Linked DNA regions of Mus musculus: region 2 is linked to region 1. The links are chromatin loops, found by intact Hi-C in ENCODE. Cell type or tissue: left cerebral cortex. All regions are shown on one strand. Each heading gives the region's core, and the rest is flanking DNA. Links, peaks and the distances in the headings are about the cores only.

Evidence for each region. A loop is a pair of places that touch in the nucleus more often than their neighbours do. Peaks named below come from ENCODE experiments on the same cell type or tissue, not always from the same donor. Only the 100,000 strongest peaks of a DNase experiment are listed, where the experiment ranks them.
Region 2: a loop joins it to region 1, with 2.9 times the contacts of the local background. A loop is called at or near these places in 19 of 42 quality-filtered maps.

What each region holds. Positions count from the first base shown.
Region 1 is chr7:139,210,658-139,217,972 of GRCm38, reverse strand. Lrrc27 (leucine rich repeat containing 27) reads right to left here and starts at 4,985. Exons shown (of 11, transcript NM_027164.1): 1 at 4,706-4,985; 2 at 3,014-3,298. The coding sequence starts at 3,250. It also overlaps a transcript of Stk32c not described here. In left cerebral cortex, for the core only: a CTCF peak has its summit at 4,520; a DNase peak (open chromatin) is centred at 4,689; H3K4me3 peaks cover 1,438 bases; H3K27ac peaks cover 1,374 bases.
Region 2 is chr7:139,296,278-139,303,592 of GRCm38, reverse strand. It overlaps Gm32486 (a long non-coding RNA gene), which reads left to right and starts at 6,661. Exons shown (of 3, transcript XR_880989.2): 1 at 6,661-6,820; 2 at 7,054-7,174. In left cerebral cortex, for the core only: CTCF peaks have their summits at 3,937 (motif pointing right) and 4,900 (motif pointing right); DNase peaks (open chromatin) are centred at 2,940 and 3,932.

The sequences.
Region 1 (7,315 bases), core at 2,122-6,121:
TGGCATGATCTGTGATGACCAGCCACACGGAAAGAGGCATCACGCAGGCAAGAAGCCATGATACATGTGGCTTGCTTGATCCGAGTCCTGTGTGGTGTTGTCCTGACCCCTCAGTGGATGCTTGGAACCATAGAGAGCACTGGGGCATTCTGCTTTCCTGTCTGTGCACTCCCACAATGAAGTGTAGCCAGTGAAGCCAGCATAGCAAGAGGTTAACAAAGACCAATAATGCAATAGAATACATTTTATGTTATTAAAACATAGTTTGTTTCTGAAAGTTTCTACTGAGAATTCCTGGATGTATATATGTGTGTGTGTATAATATATATATATATATATATATATATATATATATATATATATATATATACACACATTATACACACACATATGTGTGTGTGTGTAGAGTATATATATATGTGTGTGTGTGTATCCACACATATATATACATTATATACGTGTATATATATATATACACATACATACATATGAAATATATAATACTATAGTGGGATTATATATAATATATATTAGAAGTATATACTAGAAATTTTATCATTTTGTTGCATGCGTGGTGTGCATGCATGCAGCAGCACACGTGTAAAAATCAAAGGGCAACTCTATGGATCCAGTTCTTGGCTTCCACTTTTACATGGGCTCTGGGTGGGGCTGGAACTCAGGCCGCCAGGCTTCCCTGACAAGCACCTTTGCCTACTTAGCTGTCTTGCCGGCCCATGAAGGTGTTATTTCATAGTTGCAGTGTGGTTGGCTTACAGGGTCTTTTTCAAACGCCTCCATTCATGTTGCCGCTTTATGCTGTCAAAGCATTGTTTTGCACATTTATACTTGTGTCCACACTTGCCACAGGGTGGCATCGGATGTCAGGAATACTTCCTGAGTTTAACTCTAGAGTTCAAAAACTCTTAGTTATGTGACCTTGAGTAAGCTCCTGCACCTCTCTGCTCTTGGGTGTCCTTGCCTATAGAGTGGGGGCAATGGACCTTCCCTGGCAATATCTCACAGTAAGTGTGAGTGTGTCAGCCATGAGATCACACAGTAAGTGTGAGTGTGTCAGCCATTACCATTGTGCTGCCTTCCTACTCTTGGCAGCCACTGGCAGCTTCCCCCTGTCAGGGTGTCACTGCTCCCAACTCTACGGATCCCATCTTCCTGATATAAATGACTTCCAGGTTCTTGAAGATTGTTGATTGCAATAGTGGTGTTCTGTAAGTATGAAAATAGAACATCGGTTTGGAGAGCACCAGTCCCTGCCTGCTGGCGGCCGGCATGGTCTCTGGAGAGCAGAGTGGCAGCTGGCATGCAAGGTATGACACACGCCCTTGACTGGATGTTATGCTTGCTCCCACGTACACAGAGTACATAACCCACATAGAACATGTATGCCTCCGCGTACATGAGAATGCCTGTCTCCATGCACATACATTCCTCAGGCACATACGAATACATAGCTACATGCATGCACACACATGTGCCTGTCTCTAGACATGTGAGGATACATTCCCCCTCCCCACATAGGTACAGTCGTATGGTGGCAGATGTCCCCACATACACGAGGAGACACATCCTTATACAAGCACACGTGTCTCTGGGCCCATGAGGACACATGTCCTCAAAGACACGCACATGAAAGATCCTATCATGACCCTGCTTGACTTTAGCCTGCTCAGGCATGCTCTTTTCCTCTCAGTGTAAGCTAATCCTGATACTCAGAGTGGAAACCAGGCCTCCTTCTGAACACCGGAAAGTGAACATCAGAGAGGGTAACACGCCATCCCGCCCCAGCAAGCCTGGCAAGGCTGGCTCCGAGCTGTCTGGAGCCAGTGAAGCACCCGGTGCTGTGCCCTTCCTCCAGGTCCTATGTGAACAGGGTTCCTTTCTATGTCCTCTGAGCATCAGTGTCCCTAGTGTGGACACCTTCTGGGAACGACTGCTACACAGTTGCAAAATGGAGGCCCTAACCCCTAATGGTCTGTAGCTCTGGGTAGTTACTACAGACTTTCTGGGATAGCGATGCCTGTCTTCTCGGACAGTTATGAGGCTGGGTTAGACCTGAAAGACTTTGGAATTTCCTCCTTCCTGTCTGAATAAAGGCAATGGGCATTGCATATAACACAGTCGTCTTGATTGGACTCCTGAGAAAGGAGAGCTTCACTTCTTAGTGACATGTGAATGGCAGCAGCTGAAGGAGGTAGGCCCTGTAACTAACCATGCACTCCCCCTGGGAGGTGATGATACCCAGCCAGGCAAGGCCACAAGGACTGCTGAATCTGAGGCTGCTTTGGGTCACACAGCAGGACCTCATATACAAAAAGAGGGCCAAAGTGCTTGCTCCTCTCATGCCTTGAGAGCAGATGTGGGCAGAGTTACCTCAGTGCTGTGATGTAAGTTTCTGACAAGGTCTTTATGCATTTTACTCTGTCATCTTACCATATACCACAGTACTCTTTCTAAGTTCCAGATGAAGCTGAATGCAAGGACATTCTGTGACACCAGGGCAGTGCCAACAATGCCGGGGCATCCTCTATCCTGTCTGCCATCATCAACACTGCTTGCTCCAGAAAGCACAGGGGCAAGGCAACTTTACTAGGGAGTTCCCTGAAGGCCGGTCTGACACAAAGGAAAGCTGTGTGTAACATCACGAGAATGAGAGAAAATTTTCAAGTGTTTTCAGAGTGCCCGGGGAGTTCAGAAGAACATGTATTTTAAATCAGAGACCCAGGGTGTCTGGGCACTGATCTCCACCCGACTTTCTCATGAAGAAACACAACCCATGGTTGGCAAAGAGCTGCCCCATCCCGATACCTAGCTCTCTCTGTTGCCTGGCACCGCATCTCAATTGCTCTTTGTTGTGATCAGCCAGTGAAACGCCAGTGAACCCTCTTGCTCCTTCTAGAATTCACCTCTCTGAACAAGAGGAACAAAGGGCCAGAGCTGATTCTGCTGCTGGCTGCAGGCACGCGTGCATCCTAACCCTCCCAGCATCTGGACTTACTTGGAGGTTGGGAATTTTAAAGAACTTTCCCAAATGGCGCAGGCCTCTTTGACTCAGGTCTAAAACTGGTGAGGAAGAAAAGATGACCCCTTCAAAGTCCATTTGATCATCACCCTCTCTGGAAAAGTGATCGGGGAAGCTCTTGGTGGCGGCAGCAGCATCATCCTTGAGATCTTTAGCAGCCTTGGGGTCTTTAGCAGCCTTCTCGGCCACTGCTTGGGGGCTGGTGTCCTCCATGTGATGCGCTCCAGTGGCCACTGCTCATCCTTCTTGGTATGGAGTCACCTGGAAACAAGGGGGGTGGGGGTGGTGTGTGTGTCTTAGCAACCAGAAGTCACACGGGGGTGGGGGGGTGGGGGGAGGGGGGATGGACTCGAGTTGCTGAAAAAGCAACAGTACTATGAATTTAGCTTTAAACTTGTAAATGCTGGGACATAAGGAGGTACTGGTTATATTCTTTGCTCCTCACGCTGTACCACAAAGTTTGAAGAAGAGAATGACAATTATGATTCGAGAAGGGGGGCTCAAGTAGTCTGGGCTGGCCTCCAACTCACTGTGGTGAACTTCTAACTCCTGATCTTCCTGTATGCACCTCCAAAGTGCTTAGATGACAAGCAAACAGCCACCTGACTACAGTCTAACTGGAAGATACCAGTGGAAACAAGCATCCAGGATGAAAACACCGGGGGACTTTTCAAGTTTGCAAAACACCTGTAAGATGGGAAGAGATAAGACAGTTTCCTATTTCCACCCTGGAAATTCCTCTGCTTCTTGTATCCAAGACTCTGAAGTCAGGAAGCCAACCCCTGCCTCCCACACTGGCCCAGACCAGACCAAAGAGGTATCTAGGTGGGCACTAGGGAAAAACCTGGGCAATGACAATCTTGCATCTTAGTTCAATAATCCTGTTGCTTAGCCAGGGTATTACTTGCAAAACCATCCAAGCAAAGAGGATGGCTGAAAGATCTGCCAAATGCTGGCACACTTTCCTAGTTTCACTCTCCTTTAAGGAGCGGGTGACTTTTCAGTTAAGGAGCTGGTCTTAAAGGTGTACAATTCATGGGGAACCTAGGTCTGCGTTGGCAGGAGATATGCCACCCCCCCCCCCAAGCTGGGTAATGGGTCTCCCTAAGGTCTCCAAGCCTTTGCATAGTCTACGGCTTATTGTATTTTTTTTCTACACCTTGGAATTAGGAGGAAAGATTCTGCCTCCATCAAATTACATTGTAAGGAAAATGTGTGGACAAGAGGGAGGCAGGGGACTAGTGATGCTGTTTCCAGACTGGGCTGGTAGGGGAACTCGACTTTTGGACCTCAATCCCATCTTCCCAGGTGCGGCCACTGTAAAAGGGTAGGGGATCTAGTCATAGTTCTCTCCCACCACCGCGCCATCAAAGGCTGACGTTCACAGGACCCCCAGCAGACCAGACTCACTGCTCTGTGAGTCTGTGGCGGTCTCCTCAACCCAACCCAGCGTCTACTCCCGCCCGCCAGACTGTGACCCCGCCCCACAACCTGGTGGCCGGGTCCCATCCAGTGCAGCCGGCTAGCGGTGACTGACGTAACAGCTATCCCACCCTCCAGCCCCGTTGCTCTTCCCCGCCCACCTGCGACTCCGCCCTGACACGTCGGCTGCCCCGCCTCCGAGAGGCTCAGGCACCACCTAACAAACCAGCGAGCTGCGCGGTTTACCAGGTCGCCATGGAGACGCTGCTGCGGTACGGAGGCCGGAAGGCATCAAGTCGCAGGTCTGGCTTGGGATAGCTTCGGTGCGCGTGCGCTTACCGCCTCTTATGCTGGAGGTGGGCGACAAGGCCAGAAAGAAACTTCGAGAGGATGGGCTGGTGGATTCGGGGAGGGCTTGGGGACCCGAAGGAGGTCGAGTGATGCTTCTGCTGACCAGACCGTCTTCCAGGGCCATGGACCCTCGGGCCTCAGGCCTCTGGAACTGACCGCTGCCCTCCGCGCCTGCGCAGAAGCAGCTGCCGCAGTGCTGCGCTCTCGGCTTCCCAGGCTGGTGCCGGGTTTGCTGGCCCTTTTGTCCTGGGGCCTGGATCTGCACAGACTCTCCTAGTGTGGAAACTTGGAGGCTGTCCTTTTCCATTTAGAAACCTGCAGAGCAGGGTATTCTGGGAGGCAGGTCAACCAAGTCCATAGACCCTAAACCTTTAGAGAAAAAGGATCCCTCCCGAAAAGAGAAATTACGGGAACGTGGTAAACTGCCTTAGTATCAGATCTGGTGGGGATAGAAGGCCCGCTGCGGATTCTAGAGGATCCTGACCAATGAAGTGATATGGGTCACTCCTTTCTGGGGGCCAGAAGTTGAGATCTTAGCAATTTCCACCGTTTTTAGTGAGTAATGTGTCACACACAGAGCAACATGACACGTCATCAATTCTAAGGGAAACTATCGGAAATGAACTGGCCTGGACATTGAATTATGCCCTTAGCTAACGTGCTCAGTGATATAATCTTGCTAAACATTTTTGAAGTAGCAAAGCAGGATGGAACTGAAAGTATAAGATGGGACCAAAGTGGAAGTCTAGATCCAAAACAACAGCAAATTTTGTTTACTCAGGCCAGCAAGATGAGTTAATGCTTAGAACCTAGGTAGGGGAGAACCAATTCCACAGAGTTGTCCTGTGGTATCCCCTATATGAATGCAATAATAAATTTAAATAATAGAATAGAATTTTCAATTCATTTACTAATATATTCTTTAGGACTGAAAGTGAGATGGGAGTAAGTTGTAAGAAAATATCCCCAAACAAGAAAACAAGAAAACCTAGGAAACTCAAGAGTTGTGGGAGCCCAGTAGCCCTCTGATCAAATGTCTCCTGATGTCCCTTCAACACTGCAGAGATGGCGGCTGGCAGCTGGAATCCCCCCGAGTGTTCCATTGGTTACAGGTTGCTAAAGCTTGGGGTCAAGAGGTGCTGTGAGGAGCGTTAGGATACAGAGCAGGCAGGGCATTCCTGCCTGGCCACACAGGCCATCAGAGAGGCCCCTTTCTGGTGGCTCTCAGTGGAATGCTTGCCACGTACTCATGGGATCACCAGAATCCATTTAAAAAGTTCAGGTGCAGCAGTGTATGCCTATAATTCCTGTTCTTGGAGACAGGCAAGCGGATTCTGAGGGCTCACCGGCCAACCAGCCTCAACCACTGTGGAGCTCTAAGCCAGTGAGACCCTGTGTCAAAAAACAAAACAAACAAGTTAACAGCTCCTTAGGAACAACACCCATAGTTGACATTCAACCTCTACATATGTACATATACCCACCCACATATGTGTGCAGATATGTACACACACACATGCACACGCACACAAGTACACATGCTCCACCTTTCCTGCTACTAGGAAAATAGAATTATATCCAAAATTAGACATTAATTTATACACATTTGATTGGCAAAATGAGATGCTTGGTGTAATGGTCATGTGCTGGGAACTGGTGTCCATAGGCACCTCGGGGAGCCACTGGGTACTCCAGCCTAGCAGCATCTCAGCCCACTGCTTCATCCTACGGTTGTCTTGAGTTTTGATTTCCTTTAGAAGCCCATAAAATTGGTTTTTGTATCTGGTAGTTAATTATATGTAGGAACTCATCTTGCCTTTTTTTGTGCTCACTTTATTACCCAGCTAAACCGCCTCTGTTGAGTAGTTCTCTTGGCAAGTGTTTCTGGGCTATTCTCCTTAAGCTTATGAATGTAGCCTCTTTGTTTTCATCTAATTCTTGAATGACTATTTAACTGGTACGGAGTTCCTTGTTGACAACAATTTTCTATCAGAATTTTAAAGATATTGCTTGCTGGCTGCGGTTGAAAAGGCTGCTGCCAGCCCCATTGCCATTTCAGTGAAGGAAGCTGAAACCCTTCCGAAATCTGCATCCCTGTGTTTCTAGGTGCATACCAGGTTTCATTCTGTGCCTGGTGGGGACTATGTCCTGTGCTCAGGCTCTTGCCAGCCTTTTTTCTGCCATTTTATTACATGTCTACACCCTGACCTTGACTCACATTGCTAGCAACCCCTCACTATTCCCCCCTCCCCTCCTCAGAATGGTTCTTCCTCAGACTTACCCAGCTCCTGCCATGGCCATCTACCAGCTCACTAAAGCTTTCCCCCTGGGGTGCAAACCTCATTTTTCATGTCTAACTCTTTTCTCCTCTCTCTCTCTCTCTCTCTCTCTCTCTCTCTCTCTCTCTCTCTCTCTCTCTCTCTCTCGACATTTGTTGGCAAAATGGGACACTTGGTGTAATGTCCATGTGCTAGCAATCACAGGGTCCCCCTGCTGGGAACTGTG
Region 2 (7,315 bases), core at 1,698-5,697, 86 kb before region 1:
AGGTTTGCTGCCAGAAGGGCTTTTTGGATGGAGTTGCACGGTGTTCTGCTGGCTCTGGGCAGTTTCCTTAGAGCACCACGTATTCTGGAACTGCTCACACAAGTGTGGGGTGCCCTCTGCTGGCAGAGCTGAGAATGGCAACACCCCGAGATGGCAGGGCTGTATCACAGGGCTAAATTATGACTGTGAGCTGTGGGCATTCTCTGTGACCCACTGGAGTGGCTGTCATGGTCTAGTGATGCCATTTAGACCTGCCATCTCAAGATACTCCTCTTGGTACCCCACCATCACCACCCCATCTGCTGGCTTTGGGCCCTTGTAACTAAGGTGGGTTACCTGGAAGGGTAAACACTTCAGGGGCTCCTTGGCATTCCCCCCTGAGAAGTATCTTGGCATCTATGGTAAGTCAGCCATGTGTTTCTGATCTCACCCCACTTATCGCCAGCCTGTGCCCACAACCCAAAGGCAGTCAGGGGCATGGACACAATAGGAGCTACAATCCCCATTTGCTCATCAGCAATGATGTTCTGAGCTGCCAATCACTGGTGTCCTCTGGCCTAGCTAAATCACAGACTGACCCAGGCATCTGTCCTATGCTGGATAGGTACTCATGCTACATCGTGTCAAGGAGTCTCTACTTCCTGAGTCTTTGCCTGGACAAGTCCTTATGTGAGCTTCCATCATTCCCTGCAGCTGAAGCTAGAAACTTTGTATTGGTAGCTAATTCATGCCCTCTGTATAGCTCATTCTTGCAGACTTCTCTCACCCATGACAGGCCTTATTGGGCTCTTTCTGGGTTTGGGTGGTCCCTCTGCCCTGAGGGGGGCAGTGTCCTTGTTCAGCCAGCCATTCCTGAAGGAGGCAATGTCCTTGTTCAGACCCTATGAAATAGCCAGCCATTCCTGGGGTTGTCCTCTTGTTCAGCCAGCTATTCCTGGGGTTGTCCTCTGGAGAGGTCCAGAACAGATAAAGGGGGAAGTGACAAGGGCTAGCCATGCTAAAAGGCCACCACTAAAACCTTGTCTGCAGGGACTACAGAACACTGACTCCTCCTCCCCAGCCCTGTCCATCAGCCAGCAGCAAGCAGCTGCGCTAGGCCACAGCCTGGGGGAGAAACCGGAGCTGGGACCTACCAGGGGATGCCTGTTGTAAGAGCAGGCTTACCAGCGAGGCTTTCAATATGAGAAGGCCTTGCTGGGTACCGCTGGGTACCACGTCCAGCTTTCCTGTGTGTGATGGTTATGGTTAATTGTCAACTTGATACAATGTAGCTTTCCTGTGTGTGATACAATGTAGAATCAACTAGGAAGAGAGTCTTAGTAAGAAATTAACCTATGGGCGTGCCTGTGAGAGATTGTTTGTTTGTTTTTGAAATTGGGTTGCTATGGGAAGACTGTGGTGGTTTGAATGAAACCCCCATAGGCCCATAGGGAATGACGTTATTTGGAGGGGTAGCCTTGTTGGAGTAGGTGTGGCCTTGTTGGATACAATGTGTCACTACAGGTGGGCTTTGAGGCTGCTAATGTTCAAGCCAGCTCTCTCTTCCTGCTGCCTGCAGATCCAGTTATAGAACTCTAAGCTACCTCTCCAGTGCTGTGCCCATCTGCCCTGCTTCCTTGCTGAAGCCTAAGCAATGCTGTCTTCTAACCATGGTCTTGACCTACCCTAATGACCAGACACAGCAGCCTTGGTGCTTGGCTAAGCCCCTTGGCTAAGAGGAATCTATCGTTGCCCAGACACTGGGTCCCCTAAGGCTATCTGGTCCACGTCCTCAGGAAATGCTTCTGTTATCTGGATGTAGGGAGCATGCCTGACAGTGCTAGGGAGTGGAAGGTGAGGGCTGACCTTACAGATCTGCTCCCTGGTCACGAGAGGGGCCTTTGCACTTCGAGGCTATCAGTTTCCATTCCGTTGTGCTGATAAGATAGCCTGACGAAGGCAACTTGTGGGAGCAAGGGTTTATTTGGTTCACAACTCTAGGTTACAGTCCATCAATTCTGTGAATGTCACTGCAGCAAAAGAGTGAGAGAACTGTCTGCCTTACATCTGTAGTCAGAAGACAGCAATAGGTGTGCGCATGCGTGCATGCGTGGATGAGTGCGTGCTGGAGCTCAGCTTCCTGTCACCTTCCCATGCCTTCCAGGGCCCTGCCCATGAAATGGTGCTGTCCACATTCAGGGCAGGTTCTTGTTTTAGAGTTTCTATTGCTGTGAAGAAAGTCTATGATCATGGCAACTCTTTTAAAAAGAAAACAAAGGTGGTAGCACAGGCCTTTAGTCCTAACACTTAAAAAGCAGAGGCAGGTGGATCTCTGTGAATTTGAGACTAGCTTGATCTACATACTGACAGGATAGCCAGGGCTCCCAAAAAAAAAAAAAAAAAAAAAAAAAAGGAAAAAAGGAGGGTGGGGTGGGATGTGCGGAATCTTACTGTTTATCTTGGACAGACTATGTGTCTGTTTCCCTTCAGTCAATCACAGGGATATCCCTACCTTCCTACTATGGGTTACTAACACTGGGCACAGGCAAAAGAAAGGTCCAACCTACGTACTTGGGTTAAAAGCAAAAGAAGCAAGGTAGGGGTGATCAGTCTCCACCCATGGCCACAGGTAAATCACTTAAGGGGCAGGGCCCTGTAAAAGCACTGACCAGTCCACCCATGTGCCAAGAAGCTGAGTAGCTCAGCAGACCAGGGCCAGAGTGTTGGAACAAGGCTACAGACAGGCATAATAACAGTGGCCTTAGCTCTGGCATAGGCTCTCAGGGCCACAGAATCCTGGGACAAATGTCAGGAAGCCCTTGGGACCCGATTGAATGTGGGCTGAACCTGGGCCCTGGTATAGAAAGCAGCCTCCCTAACTTGCCTGAGCAGGCTGGGCTCTTCACGTGGCTCACCCATGTGCACCTGCCACCTCTGAGCCCCGCTGTCACCCTGCCAAGCATCCGGGTTGCTATGGAAATGAAGATGTCACCTCGTTCCTCTCCCAGGACCTGCACACCCTGTGCCAAGGACTCAGTGTGAGATGTTTGTTACAACTCAGCTTCTTTGAAAACACCCTCCCCCACTCCCCCAGGATGACTGCATTGACCTTGGATGCCCTGGCGTCAGAGCCAAGCTCTGCAGCCCCAGAGGTGTAGCCCATTTGCCCTAGCTCCCCGGAAGTGTGCTCCCTCATGTCTGTGCCCTCATGGCTATGCCACTCCAGTTCCGTGTCCCGCAGGATGGTCCCATGACTGTTCTCTGGGACTCTGCATCCAGGAAGAGGTACCCCCCACAGGTCTGTGTGAACTGGGGCTATGCTACTTCTAGCCAGTTTGCACAGCTAAGGAGAGACATGAAAACCTTGGCAGCCATGTTGCTACCACTCCCCAGCTCCCACCTGCAGCACAATGGAGCCTCTCTGAACTACCCTGGCGGAGCACCCTGGAAACCAGGGCTAGAGAACTGACCCACCCAGGGTCCAAGCATCTAACACTCCATATCCATCGGGCCACTGGCATTGTGTCTCTACCCCATGCCGGTATCCCTGAGATGCTATGCCGTCTCTTAATCTTTGAGGTTGACAGTCTCTGCTTTAGAAAAGTTCTTAAGCTCAGCCCCCAAAGTTCCAAAATATGTACATTTATCATGAAATCAAATCCACATGCAGCCCCTAGACCTTTGCCTGGCTCTCGCCTCACAACACTGGTCACAGGCTGTCCCTTCTTCTGTTTGTCCATGGCCCCTCTACCTAGTGCCTCTCCAACTTCACCCTAGCTGCCCAGAACCTTACCTTGGGGATTTTCCAGGACACCCCTCTCTCTTGTCTTAAAAAAGTGCTCACTTTTCTTAGATACTTAATCTGAGAAGAGGTGATTGTATTCCTTTCTCTTGGACCTGTCAGCCCTGAGCCTGGATTCCCCTCTCTGGATCTATGCAATACTGCGAAGTGTCGGCAGGTGGCGCCACTGCACTGTCGGGTCCCTTCCTGCTGGAGGCTAAGGGAAGACCACCCAAGGTGGCACAGCCTCCTCCTGCCTGTGACCCCACCCTGGGAAGTTCTAAAGGCTGAAGTGCTCTTGAGGTGGGGAGCAGCTGAGAGTTGTTCAGGACTCTGCTGTTTTAAGACCGTACCTAGAGATAGCGTTAATATCATTCTGGGGCACGAAACAGGGGGGGTGCGGGGTGGGGGAAGCAGAGCGGGGGTTTGTTGTTGCCTGCTCAAAATCTAGTTTCTTAAAGTGACCCAGCAAAGCCTAAGAGTCTAGCTCTCCCTGTCCTCCCTGCCACACTCCAAATCTCAGTCCCAAGCAGACTGGCCACAGGCAGTACCGAAAGCACTGGACATCTTCCCTGGGAATTCTGCCCTAGTACCTAGTGGTTTTGCTCAGCTGGGATTGGGGGAGGTGTAGGAAACATCAAAGTTCTTAGACAGACGGAGGCTTCAATCCTCAGACCAGCCAGACCAAAGCCAATGCCAATCAACCTTGGGTGCTGAAGACCAGCCCTGTTGGGGTTAAGGGGACATGTTAAATTGCTATCACCAGATGGGTCAGTTGGGACCACCAAACCTCTAGCCCCTCCTTCCTGCTATATGGCTTCCCGGAGGCCCTCAATTTGGGAGCCAGGCTACCCAGAGCTTCATGAAGGTCAAGACCAGGGACTCTGCTTCTCTTTGGCAGTCTGGCTGGTCTGAGGATTGGGGCCTCCATCTGTCTAAGAACTTCGATGTTTCCTGCACCTCCCCAAATCCCAGCTGAGCAAAAAAAAAAAAAAAAAAAAAAAACAAAAAAAAAACAAAACCCACTAGGTACAAGGGAATATGGAGGGGATGTGGGCCTAGCTACCACAGGCAGCCGGTGTAAGGGTTGTTGTTGCTATAAGGGAGCCTGGTTCAGTGTCGCCTTTCTGCAAGAAGCCAGCAGATGGTGCCCACCCCTTCAGGTTCTGCTGACCACATAGAGACGACAGAGTCAGGTCACTGGGCAGCAGAAGGTCCTGTGTTAGGCAAGCCAGCCTGTGTGCCTCTGGGGATTAGCCTTGTGGGCTCTAAACTGAGTGCTGGTAGCCACCATTGCCAGGAGGCCCCAAGGAAGCAGTGCTCTGCAGGGCCATTCCCTCCTTTGCTGCTGACCGATGGGGCTCCTGGATTTCTGCAATGGGTTGCAGCTCATTGTGTCCCAGCACACTCCTGAGTGTCACCTGCTAGGAGCCAGGTACTCCTGTGGATGTGGGTCAGATTCTGTTAAGTGGACCTACTGTAACTCTGTGGGTCAGATTCTGTTAAGTGGACCTACTGTGCCTCTACTCGATTTGTAGCCCCTCCCCCCCCCCCAGTTTGGGAGTGTATGGAGGGAAGTGTCCCAGCTCCAGGTGGACCACACCTCCCCAGATTCCCTGAGCACATCTGCTCTATAGCACTGCATGCTCCTATGACCGTGAAAAGGGCAGCCTGTCACCCACATGTGCTGACTGGAAGTCAAAGTCAGATGTGAATATTTCATGGATGGTAACATAAATAATGCACTTAAGCGGAAGGATAATGTGAATATTTTATACATCGGAGTGCAGTTGAATTTAAAAAAATTTAAAAAGTCCATGTTATAGGCATATAGCCTGAGGTCACATGGGAGGCAGTTGGTAGCCTGGGGCATTTCTCAGGCTCAGGTCTGTGTTAAGGCTGCATATCCGCACTTTCTGCTCTCCTGGGGTTACAGTTCAGCCCTTACCTGCCCCCCACCCCTTCCTGATGCCACTATGCCCCAAAGCCCACAGGATCTGCATTCTGGTGTCTCCTGTATTTGAGACCTCAGCAGGTGGCCCTCTGAATAAAGATGGCTCCTCACAGTCATGCTAGGAAGGGCCCAGCTAAAGCAATGGGGCTCCCTACACCAACATTCTGGGGTTCCTTGCTCTAAGGGAGTGAATAGAGGCTTGAGTCCCAGAAAACAAAGCAAGCATTCCAGGGCCTCCAGCCTACCATCTCCTGGCTTCTGTTTAATCTTTCTCTACTAAAAAGGCATTTCTTTTTATATTTTTAGACTTTTGGATAATGTACATTTTAGTTTATTAATGTCTATAATAAAAGCCCAAGAGAAACTCCTCAGTACCAGAAGAACTCGGGCAAGGCCTAGGGCAGGCCTCTCTTTTCTCTTCATACTTCATGTGGGAGCCACATGTGGGAAGGGGATCTAATTCTGCTTCTCTCGAGGTGAGGCGCGGGGGTGGTGGTGGGGGCATCCTTCTTTGGTTTAGAAACCCCACTTACTAAGGTAATGTTTAATTAGTACTGTTATGGCCTTCCTTGCTGTATGTGAGGGCTCTTTAGACCAGTGTCTGAGGGCTGGCTTCCCCTAATGCCCTCCTCCCTCGACCATCACCACCCTGTCCCTTAGAGAGGGAGCCAATGTTGCTCATATTGTATTTTAATTAGGATTTTTGACAGGCCATTTGTTTCCAGCCTCTGCCTGAGCAGACCAGTAGGCTTCTCAGGCTGTCCCCCTCTAAAACCTGAGGGGCTATAGCGGCAGCCCTTCCAAGGCAACCTGGGGTCCTGGGAATGGGTGGGAGGGTGCCGCCAGGTGAGCCTCCCCAACTTCTCTGTGTCGGGAGCAAGGGTGGTCCTACTTACTACAGCCTCCCCAGGCTACATTCCTGAAAACCAGACTGAGGCCACCTGTTCGCACAGGCCCAAACCGGCTTTTCCGGCCGCCTAGCACTCAGCTTCACCGGGCTTCTAGCCTCTGGCCTCTGGTGTGTAGGAGGCAGGGGAGAAGGTTGCTGTGGGGCCTGGTGCTGGCCTTGGAGAGAAACTGGAAATGGGCATCTATCTCTGTCTGAGGTTTGTGTAAAATCAGGAACCTACAAACCCTCCCGTGCCTGGGCCTTCTAGGGGAAGAGATGGAAACGTTGATTCAGAAAGGGGGAGGGGAGAAGGAAGGGGGTGGGGGAGGGCAGGGGGAGGGTAGAAGGAAGGGGGTGGGGGAGGGCAGGGGGAGGGTGGGAAGAGTACAGGATGGGCACTCACCAAGGTTGCACATACTTAGCCCTCTCTGCCTCTCATATCTCCTACAGGGAAAGCTATCAGAGGGGTAGAACCCAGTGGCCCCTCCCTGCTAATGCTGCATCCAGTCCAGGCCCAAGGCACCCAGAAGCTCTGGGCTAACCCTGATCTGCACTGTGACATAGATGACAGGTAAGGGGGCAGCCAGGTTCCTCATTGCTCTGTGATGGTCCCACGTGTCATCCCTAAGGCTTGGGGTCTGGACTACATGTTGGGCCACTCTGGCCACCACCACTCAGGATGCAGTAGGACCTGGATTCCAGGTCTGGAAGC